Linked DNA regions of Homo sapiens: region 1 is linked to region 2. A link is an interaction called in ENCODE POLR2A ChIA-PET data of the cell type or tissue named here. Cell type or tissue: Caco-2. All regions are shown on one strand. Each heading gives the region's core, and the rest is flanking DNA. Links, peaks and the distances in the headings are about the cores only. Region 1 holds the start of LOC101929698 (a long non-coding RNA gene). Region 2 overlaps TM9SF4 (transmembrane 9 superfamily member 4).

Region 1 (4,389 bases), core at 216-4,215, 380 kb after region 2:
CTGCTGTGAGCTGGGCATTTGTGTGGGATCCTCTGGCTGGTGTCTGTCTCCCCTAGATCAGAAGAAAATACAGGGATGCCAGCCGGAATCTCAGCACTTTGGGAGGCCTAGGCAGGCAGATTGCTTGAGCCCAGGAGTTCGAGACCAGCCTGGCCAACATGAGGAAACCCTGTCTCTACAAAAAATACAAAAAATTAGCAGGTGTGGTGGCAGGTGCCTGTAACCCCAGCTACTCGGGAGGCTGAGGCAGGAGAATCACTTGAACCCAGGAGGCAGAAGCTACAGTGAGCCGAGATTGGGCCACTGCACTCCAGCCTGGGTGGCAGAGTGAGACTCTGCCTCAAAAAAAAAAAAAAAAAAAAAAAGAAAAGAAAGAAAATCTAGGGGTACTGCTGTTTCTGTAAATCCTCAGAGCCTGGCTCACAGAACAGAGCTCCATAAATATTTGTGGAATGACTGAATCCTCGTTAAAGCACCTAACCCATAGTCTTAACTCCCCTCCTTCCATTGACGCAAGTGAAGATACAGTTAGGATTTTTAACCAGATCAAATATCTGATTTGTTAGTGAGAGATCGCAACTTGCACGACACTGACCACTACTGGTTCTAGTGGTGACCTGGATTTAGTGCCATTCTGTATGAAACAAAACCAGGGGGCTGTGCTTCCGGCTGTTTGTGCGGTTTTGTGCTTCATTCTTCATGGGCACAGATGAGCACGGTGATAACAGTGTTTACGAAGCCAGGTGCCGGAGACAGTGAGGATGGCTACAGGAAAGAAAGGCCACAGATTGCTCTTCAGTGGCAGTGAGAGGAGACCTAATGCAGAGGCTGCACAGTGGTGCTGGGATTCTATAACCAACAACAAAAGCAACACCCTCATTACCGACACTCCTGCAGCTCAAACTACTTTGCCTTTGTGCGTTGGAAACCCAACCCAAGCCCATTTTCCCCACTGGAATTATTTGTGATGATGTGAAGTTTTTGGAGATGCAACCATCCCAGAACAGGCACGCTCAGATGAGAAGACGTGGGAGACACAGTTCTAGCAAACAGTTCTACCGCTCAGAGCAAAGCCTACGTCACACAGCCTCTAGGGTCTGGGCACAGTGTGGGGACAGGAGGGCTGGCCGCCCTGCCTCTTGAAAGGAATACGCAGCTCTGCAGGTTCAAGCCACCCAGCTGAAGTCCTCAAACTGGGTAACACGGGCCAAGATGCCACCTGCACGTGTCCTGCTACATCACCATGGATCTGGCCAAGGAGCCACCACCCCCTCGGAGCACGCATGCTGGGGTTGTCAAGGAGACCAGTGCACAGGACGGCCGCACCCAGGGCTGGAGACCGGCAGCGCAGGACAGCTGCATCCAGGGCTGGAAGACAGACTCGAGTTCTGACCCATCTTTCAATGGGAGAGAAAGAATCCAATCCCCTGCTAGGGCCACAAGGACATGATGGGTTTGGATGCCATAAGAGATGAGAACACTCCAAGCTGAAGGCAAGAAGTGATTACCCTGGTTTTAGGCAGTGGTTGGGGGGTGGAGGTGGAGGGGAACTCACCTAGTCCTTCTTTGAAAGACAGTCAGGCTACGTGCTTTGCAAAGGGTTAGGAGGTGGACTGTGTGGGAAGGCAGGCGAGAGGGAGTTTCTTTTCATAGCCTGTTTCCATGGTGTCTCACGGCCCTTGGCAAACCCCAGCTGGGGAGGCTTGGACGGCCAGGAGGCCCCAGGTCCACCCTCCAAGGACTATCCCCTAGTCCTCTGGGCCCCAAGAGTGACAGAGGCCACAGGCAGGCGGCTACTCTCTCTTGCCTCCCTGGGGGAAGGTGGCAAGAGGCCAGCGATAAAGGGCAGAGCAGAGAAAGAACAACTCCAGGGGCCAGGGCTGCGGCTCCCTCCCTTCCACGTCCCCTCCTCCCCCTCCTCCCACGAGCCCACCCAAGGGGAAAGTTTTCTCCCTGAAGACCTGCAGGGCTGTCTGCACAGGAGACCCTCTCACGAGAAACACATTCTTGCCTCCCGCCTCTCCGCCTGGACAACCCAGATAACCAGATAAGGGCCTCTTTGATTTCCCGTGTGTTTACACAAGCTGTGGCCCCAAGTCTTGGAAAGAATCAACCACCGCCAGGCAAGTCAGGACGCCTCCAGGTGGGGTGAGGGGAGACGGCCGCCTTACCTGCTCCTGGGAATTCATCACTCGAAGCTTCATCTGCTTCAGGTAGGTGGAGGTGAGGGGCATGTTGTAATCAATAATCCCAGAGACCAGTGGAGATGGAGGCTCGTTTTCTGGCAGAAAGAACAAAAGGAAAGCCCTTTCAGTCTGTGCTGCGGGCCTGTTGCCCACATGGAGCATTTAACAGAGCCCGTGGAAGAGGAAGCCACCTTGGAGGAGAAGGGACAGGTCAGAGGTCGCAGACTCTGTGGCTCACCCACATCTGGCCCAGAGATGTGGACTGCATGGTGTCAAAAATATTTTTTTTTTATTAAATGCCAGTGTTCTATTTAGAGATTTCACACGTTAAAAAACAATGAGGCCGGGCGTGCTGGCTCATGCCTGTAATTCCAGCACTTTGGGAGGCCAAGGCAGGAGGATCCCTTGAGCCCCAGGAGGGGACACAGGCCCCAGGAGTTCGAGACCAGCCTGGGCAACACAGGGAGATCTCGTCTTTACAAATAATAAAATAAATTAGCCAGACGTGGTGGTGTGTGCCTGTAGTCCTAGCTACATAGGAGGCTGAAGTGGGAGGATCGCTTGAGGCCAGGTGGTCAAGGCTGCAGTCTGCAGTGAGCTGTGATGGCACCACTGCACTCCAGCCTCAGCAACAGAGTGAGAATCTATCTCTAAAAAACAAACAAAAAAACCCAGCAAACCCACCCCCACAACACACACACACGTTTATAGGAATTTTTGGCTTCTTTGAAGAACATAAGGTCTGGCCACATGGGGCCCCCACTCCCGAAGGCAAGCAACCACTGCCACTTCAGCAGCCACTTCTTTTAGACAGGGTGTGTGGCTCCCATTTTGCCACAGTCCCCACCACTCCTTATCATATTGCACAGCTTTGCTCATTTGCAAGTATCAATTATGATACTTGCCAGACCCTTGAAGGCATCTGTGTTTCCAACCACTGTCTAAGTCAGTTATCTTCCAGGTGAACACATGCCACTCTCACCTCACCCAATCCCGCCACCCCATAGCATCCCCCAAAAACATCCTCAGGTGCCTTATGCCTCCCAGGTCTGAGCCAGGCCTTCAGTAGCCCCCAAATTCTGGTTCCTCCTTCATCATATGCAGAGGAACATTCTCCTCCCATTTATTCCTTTGTTGTCCTGAAGATCAAAGTGATGCATGTTCTTTTTGCAGAGAATTTGCAAAGTACAGAAAGATGTAAAGAAAAAATTTAAAAACCATAATTGCACCACGCAGCTTGGCATATGCTTCTGTTTATTTTTTCCCTGTGATTTTTCTTTTTTACACATGATCTCATAATGCATACAGAGAATTCCAGTCTGCTTTTAAAAAGTTTTTTTTTCCTTAACATTTTGTCATAGGTATTTTCCCCAACATCAAGAATCTTATTTTGCTTTGTAAGTAGAATTTTTATGGCCATGTAATATTTTACCATAATTTGCTTAAGTCATTCTCTAACGATTGGCTATTTAGGTTGTTCCCATTGGGGCTATTATAAACAACACTGCAGGGGACATCTTTGTGCATAAATATTGCTCCGTATTTCTGATCTTATTTCTTGCCTTTTTGGAACAGATTACAAGAAATTAAAAGGTAGGGACATAATTTGATAACCATTAAAATCTCTGACCAAGCTGCTGTAGGAATTGTTTCAATTACTTGTTACCTGGCCTCCTCCTCCTTCTTCCAAGGACTTCAGGCCAGATTCATTTTGCCCCAGCCTTTTAATCAAAAGGTGCCCCTGGTACATAGTCCCACTGATGGGCTGGGATTTCCATAGCGTGAGGAAAAGTGGGAGCAACTTCCAGACCAAGTGCCCTCTACCATCACAAGGAGGCCCAAGAGACAGGCTGCAGGGTGACAGGGCCGAGGTCCAGGAGGACCAGAGGATATCCGGGGGTGACTTATAATACCTGCCCCTCAAGAGCCATAGCCCAAAAGGGTCCCTGCAACCTTGAAAACGCGATACCAAGGGCAAGAAGCCAGACATAAAACGACAACCACTGTATGATTCTACTTACACGAAATACTTAGAATAGGCAAATTCAAAGAGACAGAAAGTAACTCGAGGTTACTGGGGACTGGTGGCTGAGGGAATGGGACGTTATTGCTTAATGGGTACAGAGTTTCTGTTTAGGGTGATGAAAAAGTTTTGGAAATAGATAGTGGTGATGATTGCTCAACAGTGTGAATATAATATCTT
Region 2 (4,389 bases), core at 82-4,081:
GGTTCTTTCTGTGTCTCTGTCCCTGTGTATGCTTGTGTATATTTGCATCTCGGTCTCTTTCTCACTCTCACTTTTGCTTTCAAGTATTCTGTCTCTGTCATGTATGTGTCCATCTCTTTTTGTGCCTTTGTCTTACTCCACCTGCCTCTTCTTTAGCATCTCTGCCTCCCTTTCTCACCTGCTCCATCTTCTCTGTTACCAGCTTTGTCAGCATAACTCCTAGTGTCTGCTCATATTGTTCATACATTGTGAACGTCTCTTTTCCTTGGCAGTCAGACTTGTAACTTGCAGGAACAGTCATTAAAATAACTTTTACTGAGGGTTATTTACATGCCAGGCATTGTGCATGGCTTAGCTCAGGTTGCCCCCCAAGAACCCACTGGGGCCAATTCCATATGTTACACAGATTTCCTATTCATTTTACAGATGGGGAAACCGAGGCCTGGGAAGGAAAATTAACATGTTCAAGGTCACATAGTGAGGAAGACATAGGGTTAGTTCAAACCCCATCTCTATTTAGAGGAGACGTGGTCTTTCTCTGTTGCCTAAGCTGGAGTGCAGTGGCGTGAGCATAGCTCACTGCAGCTTTGACCTCCCAGGCTAAAGTGATCCTTCTGCCTCAGCCTCCCAAGTAGCTGGGACTACAGGTGTGCACCACCATGCCTGGCTAATTTTTTTTTTTTTTTTTTTAAGTAGAGATGAGGTCTCACTATGTTGCACAGGCTGGTCTTGAACTCTTGGGCTCAAACAGTTCTCATGCTTCAGCCTCCCAGAGTGCTGGGATTATCGGGCATGAGCCACCACACCCAGCCCAAGACCCCATCTCTTAACCACTGCAGTACCTTCTTCCCACTACCTCTGTCAAAAGCTCCCTCCAGAGCAGAGGAGTGGCCTGGAGGTACCAGAGCTGCTCTGGCTTCCAGTCCCACATAGCTAAGTATGTGAGGGTGGACGCCTTGGGTGGGAAGAGAGGGAGTGGGAGGCAACGTAAAGGTGGGACGCATCTCTCTGTAACGTGCATTCTTTTCTCATTGTCCTGAGTGAGAATGCTAAGAAACACAAAATTGTTAAAACAGACTTTTTGGCCATTTTTCCTCAAGCAATTCATGAAATGTTTAATAGAGGTCCTTAATCCCTGCAGTTTCACACCCGGAAAGCTCTGGAACTCAGTTTTTCCAAGCTCACTGAAGGCAAGAACTGACCAGAACTGAACATGAAGCTGTTTATTGACTTTTTCTATTCCACTTAATATGAATATCTTTGCATTTCTCTGCACAAATAGTTATCGAATATGAGGTACTGTCCAGACCCAGCTTGGCTATGGTTTGTATACCACATTGCCTTCTAAAATCTGGAAATTTTCTTTTTCTTTTCTTTTTTTTTTTTGTGAGATGGAATCTTGCTCTGTCACCCAGGCTGGAGTGCAGTGGCATGATCTCTGCTTACTGCAACCTCTGCCTCCCAGGTTCAAGCAATTCTCCTGCCTCAGCCTCCTGAGTAGCTGGGATTATAGGTGCACACCACCATGCCCAGCCGATTTTTGCATTTTTAGTAGAGACGGGGTTTCACCATGTTGGCCAGGCTGGTCTCAAACTCCTGACCTCAAGTGATCTGCCCGCCTCACCCTCCCAAAATGCTGGGATTACAGGGAATCCAGAAAATTTCTAATCCCAAAAAAGAGTTGAAAAAAGATTGTAGACCTGTATTCCAAAAATCTTTTTTACTTTTAGGTGGTGTATGAGGAATGGTCAATAGTTCCTAAATAGTAAAGGTAGTTTTACTTACATTTGGATTAAAATTTTATTTTTTGTAACATTTCGATGGGTTCTATTTTGTCTGTGGTTTCCAGAGCTATATTCTGTGTGCTTGTAGCATTTCCTAAACATTCTTCTTCATTGTCTTAAACCTTATTTTTTTATGGCTTTACCATATTTAATTGAAAGAATATATCATAGTTTATTGATAAATTTCCCATTGCAGGAGCTTTGAGTTGAAGTTATTTTTCATTTTTCCTCTCTTCTCTCATTCAGCAAACATTTAATGAGTACCTACTTTGTGCCTAGCTCTAAAGCACTGGAGTTACAGAGGTGACCAAGGCACACGTGGTCCTTGTCCTTATAGAGCTTAAATCTTAGATGCTAATGGGAGAAACTGATTTTTTAAAAAACAGGGAAACTAATTAACATTTTATCAGATATGCTATGAAGTAAACAGTTGAAGACTGACAGTCCAGTGGATACCGGGGAGTTCCTTTAGATACCCTGGTGAGGTAAGGACACAGGCAAGGGGAGAGCTGAGACCTGAATATGAGGAGAAGCCAGGCGAGCACACAATAGGGCAGAAAGGAGCAGTAGGTCAAAGCCTGAGGCAGGAGAGAGCTTGACTGACTCGAGGAGCTGAAGGAAGAAGATCACTATGGTTATGAATAAGGAGTGAACTTCGTTGCTCCTAAAATGCTTTTTTTCCTTATTTGGAGTTATTTCCTTAGGAAAGATGCCCAAAAGTGAAATTGCTGTGTCAAGGGATAGTAGCATGTTCAAGACTCTCACAATGTATTGAATTTGGTTGTGATTCTCAACTATATCTGTAGTGTAGTCTAAAATGAATGAAATGTGAAATAATTCAGAATTGTGGGCAGTACATTATATAGTGTACTGCTGTCATTTCTGCTAATTCGTTTGCCTATTAGTTAATATTACCAAGTGTACTAAAGATGTGTGGGTACCAGGGAGGATTATTGGTCATCTTGGTTTCTGCTGGATTCCCATCAGGCTGTGAAGCTCACCAGCTCTCGAACCCAGCTACCTTATGAATACTATTCACTGCCCTTCTGCCAGCCCAGCAAGATAACCTACAAGGCAGAGAATCTGGGTAAGTTCTTCTCCCACACTGCTGTCAACTTGTCCCCAGGGGGAACCCAGCATGATTTTTATAATGATAACAACAGTTAACTTTGCTATATTCTAGACACTGGTCTACATTGTTTGCATACCTGTTAGCTTATTTAAACCTCATAACAGCCCCGGGGAGACAGTTGCTGTGTTTATTCCCATTTTGCAGGTTAAGTGACTTGTCTTTGTTTATACTGTGGGCAAAGGCATCCTCTGTTTTCTTCACAAAACAGCCAGAGTGATCTTTGTTTTGGATCCACAGTCAGTCTTCAGACTTGGAGCACTTGGCTTCTATTTACACCGCCTCTTCTTGATTTCTAGATAGCTCCTCTCTTGCGGCTTCATCACCTCCTCTGCTTTAAATGGAAAGAGAGAGCGAGTGCCTCTGCCCTGAATGCAAGCAGAGATGCCACCACAGTTCTTGCTGAGCTCTGCAGGACTCATGTCAAATAATGTGTGAGGCACCCAGTGCAGTGTCTGACACAAGTATTCCATAACTAGTAGCCATTTTATTCTAATTTAAATAATTCTCCATTTGACAGAATTTCAGGTGTAGAGGTGTCTAGTCGTACACAGTTATTAGTGCCTCCTCTGTGACTGTGTTAGGTCCTGGAGATAAAAGCATGGAAAGGTGTCTCCCTGACCTCAGGGAACTTAAGAGACTTTCTTTTCTTACACCTTAGGAAGGAGAAAGGAGAGAACTGGTTCTTGAGCAAGCCCCTGAAAGGGCTGCCTTCTCCGTCAGGGCTACGCATGGCTCAGATGTTTCTGGAACCTCTAGCTGACAAATTTATCTACTGCCAGGTATTGGGGGTCCTGGACCAGTTGGAGGCAGGCCTTGGAGCCAGTTTAACCAAAATTGGGTAGGACCATCTCCCCCTAATACCAACTGTGCCGAAGTCTTGCCTTGTAGCGTTGAACAGAGATTGGCCTCAGAGCCTGGGCTGGCCTCTACCAACTGTCTGCAGTGGTGCAGCTTGTGGCCCTGCCACTTACCATCTGTGGACCAGTGCCTGCCTGCCATTGCCCTCCTTTCCTCACCACACCATGCTATCCTCCAGCCACCTTGCCTCTCCCCGGGAAGCCTGACCCACTTGGTGCCCCAGGGTCCTGATATCAGGCCCCTCACAAATGTACCTCCCTTCTCCTGGGAGCTGCTGTGGACCCTTTGGCAACCCAAGGCTCTATAGTTAGGCACTCTTAGTATGATCCTGGGTGACCTTAACCTCTCTGAACCCCTGCCAAATCTTCGTGAAGCTGGGGAAAGTTCCTGCCTCATAGAAATGGAGATTTCTGTATACAAATGTTATCCTGCCATATTGCATCTCATTCTGTCTTTGTAGTGCCTGCCTTCATGGCCTAAGGGCTCTTTGACTGGAGGGATTGTGTCTCACATTCCCCTCTCTTCTCAGCTTCTAGCCCAGTGCCTGACACATAGTAGGCATTCGATAATTGTTAGTGTTCTACCTGAGTGGAGCAAAACCATCCTTGATTGCGT

What was found. ChIA-PET counts read pairs that join two places held together with the same protein. Peaks named below come from ENCODE experiments on the same cell type or tissue, not always from the same donor. Only the 100,000 strongest peaks of a DNase experiment are listed, where the experiment ranks them.
Region 1: POLR2A ChIA-PET joins it to region 2 with 6 read pairs; 2 of 35 experiments call an interaction of 5 or more read pairs at or near these places.

The regions. Positions count from the first base shown.
Region 1 is chr20:32,509,176-32,513,564 of GRCh38, forward strand. NOL4L (nucleolar protein 4 like) reads right to left here. Exons shown (of 11, transcript NM_001256798.2): 4 at 2,172-2,281. LOC101929698 (a long non-coding RNA gene) reads left to right here and starts at 784. Exons shown (of 3, transcript NR_110619.1): 1 at 784-1,493; 2 at 2,040-2,213. RefSeq lists a silencer at 1,803-2,198. In Caco-2, for the core only: CTCF peaks have their summits at 589, 913 and 1,220; DNase peaks (open chromatin) are centred at 667, 1,282, 1,756 and 2,106; H3K4me3 peaks cover 465 bases.
Region 2 is chr20:32,133,303-32,137,691 of GRCh38, forward strand. It overlaps TM9SF4 (transmembrane 9 superfamily member 4), which reads left to right. Exons shown (of 18, transcript NM_014742.4): 3 at 2,772-2,871. Among named protein-coding and RNA genes, the nearest start is that of TM9SF4, 26 kb to the left of the region's middle. RefSeq lists an enhancer at 1-139. In Caco-2, for the core only: no CTCF peak of the experiment used is centred there; no DNase peak of the experiment used is centred there.